Regions from separate parts of the Homo sapiens genome. Here region 1 is linked to region 2. A link is a contact called in ENCODE Hi-C or POLR2A ChIA-PET data. All regions are on one chromosome and are shown on one strand. The core of a region is the stretch at or near the end of the contact, and the rest is flanking DNA. Distances in the headings are between cores, read along the strand shown.

Region 1 (4,248 bases), core at 419-2,918, 170 kb after region 2:
TGGCCGGGTACCATGGCTCACGTCTAGAATCCCAACACTTTGGGAGGCCGAGGCAGGAGGATGGCTTGAGCCCAAGAATACCAGCCTGGGCAAAAGGGCGAAACCCCATCTCTACAAAAAATACAAAAGAAATTAGCTCGGTGTGGTGGCAAGACCATGAGGGAGGGGCCGTAGGGAGACGCAGGGGCATAATGGCAAGTGGTTAATTCTAGCAGCCTAAGAGGTAAAGTAAACAGGAAACCGTTGAGGTGGTGTTCAGGGCCACAGGAGAGACTGGAACACTGGCCAAATGCTTGGCTCTGTTAGAGTGAGCAGAATAAAAGCAGGCCGGAAAAAGCAAGTCAGAACTTTGGCGATTTCTGTCACTATCAGGAGGCACTGGACTGCAAGTCACAGAATAAACTCATCCACCGTGACTTAAACACGTAGGGACTGTCCTTCTCCCATCACAAGAAGACTAGAGCCATGTCTCTGCTGGGGGCTTCTGAGGTTCACGTTGTCAGAGCCAGGATGTCAGCAGTTCTTGGATCTTTTGTCAAGGCCATCTCTGAGTCACCTCTGTCTGCAGGGGACTGTGGGATGGTGAGTGTTTAGCTCTCCATCCTCTGGATGGAAGCAGGCAGGGGAGAAGAAGGTTGGGGAGGGTGCTGGGTTAGCCACCCATGTCCACCCTGAGCATGCTGGGGGCCAGGCACGCAGCTTCTGCAAGACAAGCGTGGTCCCGAGCCCACCTGGAAATCTGGGAGCTGGCAAGTGTTCCCTGAATTCCTGCCTCCCTGCTTCTCCATCGGCAGCATTGCTCACCGCATTCTTGTTGTAACCTGTCTCGGCTGTGAGCTCTGGGCGTTTGCTTCCTTCCTGGGTAGCTGCCAGTCTGAATTATTTATGAACCTAAGGTACACACTGATGGCATTCCAACAAAGGCCACCAAAGGGAGCAGCCTGTCTGTAACCCTGAAGCTTAGCACACAGCGAAAAGGACTCAGATAAAACTGTAAGCTTCCTCTGCAGGGAAGAGGAAGGACTGGACTTCTCCAGGGCAGGCGGAGGCACCAGAAGCAAACCTGTTCCTGCTTCCCTCCGTTTTCCAGGTGCCTTAGGGTGACTGCGGTAACTGGGAGCTGAGCACTGATGGGCAATGGGGCAAGAACTGGGCCATGTGCCTCGGGGTCCCAGCACACAGGCCAGCCCCTGAGGGTAGGAACGAGAGCCCAGACTCTGGAGGCAGGCAGACCAGGGTTTATGCCCTGGCAATTCCTGATGGGGCCGAGGATCTTCACCTCTTTGTGCTTCAGTTTCTCTATCTGGCCAGTGGGGTTGCTGTGAGGATTAAATGCAGCCGTCCCTGTGTGGTAGATTGTTTGCAACAACAACAAAAAAATGGCCACAATTGTTCCACTCCCTGAGTTCACACCCCCTTGCAATGTGACTTAACAGCAACTCTCACGGAGAGGCGGAGTCTCTTCCACACCCTGGAATCTGGGCGGGCCTGTGACTCACGATGGCCAATAGAATGCCCTGCAAGTGACGTCATGCCCTTCCGAGCCTTGCAGCTTCTGCTGGTGGGAAGGCCGATGGCAGAGCCCAGGGAAGTTATGTAACGGGCCCAGCTAATGAGTGGCAGAGGCCAGAGGGCTTGGCCTGCAGAACTGTCTAAGGCCAGAGGCCGTCCATACACTCCGTCTCCTGAAGGGGAAGCGGGCTCTTCTCAGATGCACAGGGACAATGTGAAAATCCTGTCCTCAGATTGAGAGGCTGTTTCGTGGGCACCGAATTCGGGGTCAGGAAAGCAGCCTGCATCCACGAGTATCCTCGGGTTACTAAGTGGGGCCAGTGGCTCCAGGTGTAACCCATTTAAGTTTGCCAGACAGCCGGGATGTAAGGAATGCCCTAATGATTCCCCTTTCCCCCCCACGGAAAGTGGGCAGTGGGGTCTGGGAAGGGGTTTGGGAAGGGGTCTGGGGAGTGGGATGAGGTTGGGACTAACTCTTGTTGGCTTTCCTTACAGAAGGGGTAGCTGGAGTGTTTCAGGTCTATTTGCTTGTTTTGTGTTTTTCAATTTCGGGTTTTTTTTTTTTTTAAGACAGGGTCTTGCTATGTTGCCCAGGCTGGTCTAACTCCTGGATTCAAGCGATCCCTCCACCTCAGCCTCCCAAGTAGCTGGGACTACAGGCATGAGCACCTGCACCTGCTTGTTTTTTTGTTTTTTTGAGATGGAGTCTCACTCTGTCACCCAGGCTGGAGTGCAGTGGTGTGATCTTGGCTTACTGCAACCTCTGCCTCCTGGGTTCAAGCGATTCTCCTGCCTCAGCCTCCCAAGTAGCTGGGACTACAGGTACGTGCAACTATGCCCAGCTAATTTTTTGTATTTTTAGTAGAGATGGGGTTTCACTGTGTTAGCCAGGATGGTCTCGATCTCCTGACCTCATGATCCACCCACCTCAGCTGCTTGCTTGTTTTTAATATATCCTTGCTCCCTGTCTTTCACAAAAGATGCTTTTTGCGGGCAGCTGATGTTCTGTAACTTCTTGTGAGTCTACCGCAAGCATGCCTGTGTATGTGGGAGGAGGAGGTGAAAACGGCCCAGCAGCTTCCCCTGTGATCACAGAATGGGCACCAAACTCTCCATCGGGAAAAACAGCCCTGGGGACTCCACCTTGAGCTTATGCATTGGGGCTTGGGGCCACCAGATAGTTCTATTTTGTTTTTAAAATCAGCCAATGGCCAAAATGCCAAAGCAAAGACAAAAGGTCCCCAAAGCTGCCATTGCTCATCTCCTATTAGTCTTTAAATCTGGAAAAAAAAAAACAAAACAAACAAAAACCACGGGAATAAAGCATACACGGAAGTGTTGGCAGCTTGCACACTCAGCCATGAGATCCCAACCTGAAACACCCATGTCTGTCCCAACGGATTTAGCCTCCTTTAACCAGGGCCTCCCGGAGATCTAGGTTTGCAAACTCCTTGGAGCCCTCCTGGCCCTGGATTCAGCAGCCTCTCCATAGTTCTGGCCTCTGGTATTTGGCAAAAAGCCTAAAACAAAACAAACAAACAAACAAACCTGCTCTGCAACTGCCCAGAGACAAAAGCTGTTTCGCTGTGAGTCTCAGGCTGCTCTGCGTAGCTCTGAAAGGGCAGGTGACAGTCTTTGTTTTTAGCATAGTTGCATGTTTCCAGCACAATCTCGTCAATGGCTTATGTGGTAAGTAGGTGCTCAACAAAGGTGTCAGTTAACTGAAGAACCCCCTGGACCAGTGTGAGAATCTCCAGGAGAGCTCCCTAAGGCACAGATGGCTGAGCCTTGCCCTAGATTCCGTGGGTCTGGAGAAGGGCCCTGGAATGTGCATTTGTCACAAGTTCCAGGTGATGCTGGTGCCGCTGGCTGGGGACCCCACTTTGCGAACCGCAGGCAGAGTGGATAGAAGCCTGTCTCCAGTGCCAGACGGCCCGGCTCCACAGGACAGCTCTGTAGTACTCAACTTCCTCCTGCCTCGATTTCCTCATCAGTAAAATTGAGGGAATTATAATGCACACGCCGCCTGGTAAATGACGCATAAATGTTATTTAAAACATAAGGAAGCACACAGAAAAGAGAGAACAAAAGTGAAACTCCTCACCGCTCTGTTTCCCTCCTTTCCCTTCCGCCTCCTCGCCCTGAGCTGGAACGAGGGGGACGTGGAACCCTGGCTCCATGCTAAGACCCCGCTGTGGGCAACCGGCCCTGACCCCCCAAAATAAGCAAATCGCAAGGTCAAATTTAGACTCCCAGGCCCCGGGGCTCCAATGGCTCCAATCCCCTGGACTCACAGAACCCGAAGAGCCAGTTCCTCTGGGCACAGAACAACACGCGTTGGGCACTGACAGGAAGGGAAAGAAAACAGCCTGCGGAGGTATTTCCAGCGTGCCCAGGGCAGCTGGGAGGAGGCTCCACGGCGCCCGGTTCTTCTGTTGGCAGAAGGGTCCAGAATCCCACATCTGTACCTTCCCCGCTGTCACGCGCTTATGCCAGGAACAGCCTGAGCAGGGTGGCCCTCCGGGGTTCCTGGGAGGCAGGGCTAAGGACCCATGGCAGGCCTGGGTGAGCCGCCTGCACGCACTCTGCTCACTCGTGACTCCCCTGCAGAAGCACAGCCTTTCCCGTGCTCCTCAGTTTACCTCCGTTTGCACTAACACGAGGCGGGGGACAAGAACTTTCCTGTACCTCCTTCGCTGGCTCTCTCTCACACAACCCCCACCAGGGCAGCTGAAG
Region 2 (4,330 bases), core at 807-3,306:
ATTAAGGTGACTTGAGTTCAAGATAGAGTGGCCAACGGTGCCAGGCAGGCCAGCACCTAGCAACCTGGGAGGCCCTGCCTGAGGCTCCAGCAACAGCACAAGCTTGTTGTTAGAAGGTTGTCCTTGGCTGGTGGGAATAAGGGAAGCTGCTGGGGACCAAACAAATGTCCAAGCAGAGAACAAAAGCCCAGCCAGCTCACCAGCTGATAATTAAAAATAACCAGAGGCCGAGGTGTAGATGGCCATCTCCAGGCAGAGGTCTCAGCCCGTAGGTTGCACCCCGAACTCTCCAGCCTAGTGTGTCCTTACCCGAGGGTGTTGCTAGGTTTCATTCTAACCTCACCTGTCCAGTAGTTCTGTAGCGGAGCAGGGCAGGTCCTACTTCTTCAAAAGCACTCAGTAAAGGTGGGGAAGTCCTGAGCAACCTCCAGTGACTTTCTGGGGGAGCTCCCGGTTACCTAGCCCACCAGGTCCTCCCTTCACAGCAGCAGCTCAGGAGCCAGGACTGACTTAGCTACTTGCGTCCCCAAGGCCCTTTGCGCTGGTAAACTCTCCCTGCCACACTCCCAACCCCCATCCTTCCTTCAGGGGAGGCTGGCTGCATCCCCACTTCCTGGAGTACCTTCCCAGATCTCCTGGGACAGGTCAACAAACTTAGTCTCACTTTAGGTTTTCCAAATGCCTTGTAACTGGGCTGCGTAGCCTTTGTAATTTTCCATGATTCGGGAGGTTCTCGCGGCTGGGAGCTCCGTGAGGTCAGGCATTGCCTTGGGCGCGATGCGCTCATCTTTCCCGCGGGACCACTGCACAGGTTCGCACGGAGGGAAGGGCTGCGCAGCCTCGAAGGCGAGCCCTGGGTGCTCCCTGCCCACAGGGCTCACCTCGGGCCGCCGTGCTATCCTTTCCTTCCCAAACAAGCCACCAGGATTCCTCGTGATTAGGGCTGCCACCAGGGCGTTCTGAACAGGATTCAGGGCCACCGCGCTGTGCTCTACGGCGGAGCGGGCGAAGGCCCTCCTCTGCCACAAGCGCTCAGGGCTCTCGGCGCACAAACTTTCTGGACATGGGGCAGTTTTTCAGCTGGACCCGTGCTCGAGCAGAGCGCCCACTGCCAGACTGGAGCACTTGACCACTCAGGGTGCCACTGTGCCGAGCCGGGCAGGACAGGATGAGGTGGACCGAAGCGCCCAGGTGCCCCGCCTTCCCCCCAACCCGGCACGGAGCGCAAGCGGAGGAGCCAGACCGGCTCCTCCCGGGCGGGTTCCTGCCGGTGCCGGGTGTCCAGGAGGCCCCGGCCCTGATCGCCGCCAGCGGGTCGCCGCAACGGGGCCTGAGTCGCGAGCAGTCCCTCCCCGAGACTGACTGGCCGTTCGCACCTCGCCCGGGGGCCCTCCAGCAGCCTGGCCCAGCGGTCCCCGCCGCGCCGGCCGTATCGTTCCCGGCATCTCAGCGAGTTTCCAGTTTCTCCCTACCTCAGTAGGGAACCAAGAAGCAGAAGGAGTTCAGGTAACACTGCGGGACTGCAGAGATTTCCCCCAAACAAAGAAGCCAACCGACAGCACTCCCAGTCCTCCTCCCCAAAGAGAAAAGGCGCACCGGTGCTCCCAGGCGGGGGCCGTGGAGGGCAGGCGGACTAGGAGCCAGCTTTGGGGACCCCGGGGGACTCTCTTCCACCAACTGGCTAGGGACTCGCAGGACCACCTGCCCCAACCTCGCGATGCCAAGCCAACAGGGGCGGCGAGGGCTCTCGGCCGTGCGCAAGGGGTCCCAGGCGCCCAGCACTCTCCCAGCACCCCGGGAGGCGCCCTGCCCGGCTGGCCCCAGCGCTCGACCCTCGGGCGCACTCACCTGCCGCGCCGCGCTCCTCACACCCGCTTTCACCTCCGGGCGGGGCAGGGGGCATCGGCGGGTCCCAGGCGCCCAGGTTCCCCTCCCCAGCCCGGACCCCGAGCCGGGACCCTGGTACCGGCGCCGCTCACCTGCCGCGCTCCAGGCGGCGCTCCCCGCCCCTCGCCCTCCGCCTCCGCCTCCGCCTCCTGCTTAGCTCGCGCCTACTCGGCCCGGCCCGCCCTGGCTCTCGCTTTAATCTCAGGAGGCGGTGTCCCAGGGTCCAGGGCGACACCCCCAAGCGGGTCGCGGGTCACCCTGGGCGGGCGGGGGCGGGGGCGGCGGGAGGAGGCGTTTCCCAAGGGAAGTCCGGGACGGGTTCCCTGCCTGGCTCAACCCCGGCTGCGGAGGGACCCATAAGGGACTCTGGGGCGCTTCCCGGGCCCGGCCACAGCGGCCAACCTGCCCCTCTCCGGTCCGCGGCGCAGCGCTGCCCGAGGGCTCGAGTTTGGGTTAAGGAAGGGGATTCTGGGGAGCGCTCCTGGAGTCCTGGGTGAGCCCCCGGAGCTGCTACCTCACGAGCTCCTGTAGGCGGCCGGCCCCGTCTTGGCCTCCGGGGAACCCACTGTAGCCTCTGGGCAAGGACCCAGGGTAGGCCTTGGGGACTGCTGGCCCAAGCACGAGTGGCGGGGACACAGCGCCGGACGCCCAAGACCCTCCCCAGTCCGCCTAGGCTGGCATTTCTTGGCCCCCACCAGCGTCCGGTGGAAAGTGCTCCCCCGGATGGTCCCAGGTCTCTCGGCACCACCGGCCAGGGCGGGAGTGAGGAAGTGGTGGGACACACCTCAGCCAGGAAGACGTGGCTGTTCCCGGGCACTTGAGAGGTTCTTTCTAATGTTTGCAATTGTGGGGGCTCAGAATTCACCAGAATTTAATAGGACCGTAGACCAGAATTCATCACCCCAAGTAGGACTGGAGGAGACCAGAATCTGCTACCCCAACATAGTCCTCTTTGGCACATTGATGATTTGGAACTGGTTATGTTGAGGAACTGCAGACACCAGAGTACCTCTGAGAAAATGCCCTTTTGTAAAGGAAATTTGCACCTATAAAGGAAATGTTTGTTAGTCAGCAGATCTGTACCAGGAAGAGAGCTGTTCCCGGACAACTTTTATCACCTGGGAAACTTTTATCTGCCTCACACGGCAACCTGCGTTCACCAGACACCTCCTCTCCTCACGCTCCCCTCACTCCTCCACCGCTCCCCAGAAGCCTCAAACCCCCATTTCTTTCTGTCACTCAGAGTGACAGATAAGCCTCAATCATCGGGCTGCTGCACCTTTTTTTTTTCGTGTGTTTTTTTTTCCCCCAGAAGGGGTCTCACTCTGTTGCCCAGGTTGGAGTGCAGTGGCTCAATCATGGCTCATGGCAGCTTCAACCTCCCAGGGCACAAGTAATCCTCCCACCTCAGCCTCCCGAGTAGCTGGGACTAGAGGCGTGTGCCACCACGCCCAGCTAATTTAATTTTTTGTAGAGATGGGGGTCTCCCTATGTTGCCCAGACTGGTCTCCAATCTGGGCTCAAGCGATCCACCTGCCTTGGCCTCCCAAAGTGCTGGGATTACAGGTGTGAGCCCTCGCACTGGACCCCTCACTCACCTGGCCTGTTCTTTAAGTCTCATATTCTTGTGGGATTCCCATCTGTGAGTACATACATTAAAACAGCTTTTCTCCTGTTCATCTATTTGATGCCAATTTAATTTGTAGACTAGCTGAACGAACTAGAAGGGTAGAGGGGAAGCATGTTTTCTCCTCCCCTGCATAATATACAAATCAACATGATTTGCTTTAAAATGAGGTGGAAGCAGAAAAAAGCCCCATTCAGTCCCATCCCAGGCTGCCTTGGCTCACTGCTCCCTTCCTGGGAAGCTCTCCCGGAAGCCTCCTGTGGGGCAGGACTTTCCTAGTAAACCCTTCCCTCTCACTCCCTCCTTTGGCACCTTTTGTGGTCTGCTGGTGGCACCCACAACAGGGATTGTCCCCAATATGCCCCAGCCCTCCCCATCCCCCACACTGCCCTGCGCTCTGCCCCAGTGGGAAACCCTCAAAGACCCTCTCCAGCACATAGGGCAGGTGCAGTTGTCTTTCAGCGGCAACTCACTTATTTCTGTCTTGACAGTGTGTTTGGTGCCTACTAATTCCACCCAGAAACCAGGGAGTAAGTGCTGCCGCAGACTCAGGCCTCTTGGAGTGGTTGTTCATTCACCATTTATTTTTCCTTTTATATTAATAATCAGGGTTCTCCAGAGAAACAGAAACAATAGGAGAAATACAAATATATACACACATATACATATGCACACACATGTATATACACACATCTATATTTCTATATATTATTTATAAATATTATAAATATCTTATATATTATAAATACATATAAATATATACATAAACATGTATTTTATATGCATAATATAATACAGATATGATATATATTATAC

What was found. Hi-C counts contacts between places; a loop is a spot of excess contacts on that map. ChIA-PET counts read pairs that join two places held with the same protein, here RNA polymerase II (POLR2A). Pooled maps may share reads with other maps.
Region 1: a map of PC-3 shows a loop between it and region 2 (3-fold over the local background). The contact joins the promoter of LINC00111 here to the promoter of TMPRSS2 in region 2. A Hi-C loop is called at or near these places in 2 of 168 maps with a recorded cell type or tissue (PC-3 and breast epithelium) and 2 of 50 pooled maps. POLR2A ChIA-PET finds 5 or more read pairs at or near these places in 1 of 52 experiments (HCT116).

The regions. Positions count from the first base shown.
Region 1 is chr21:41,677,634-41,681,881 of GRCh38, forward strand. It overlaps LINC00111 (long intergenic non-protein coding RNA 111), which reads left to right and starts at 1,669. Exons shown (of 3, transcript NR_024367.1): 1 at 1,669-1,877. RefSeq lists an enhancer at 1,515-1,664.
Region 2 is chr21:41,506,102-41,510,431 of GRCh38, forward strand. TMPRSS2 (transmembrane serine protease 2) reads right to left here and starts at 2,057. Exons shown (of 14, transcript NM_005656.4): 1 at 1,980-2,057. RefSeq lists a promoter at 1,154-2,547, an enhancer at 2,027-3,034, a cis regulatory region at 2,149-2,175 and a silencer at 4,315-4,330.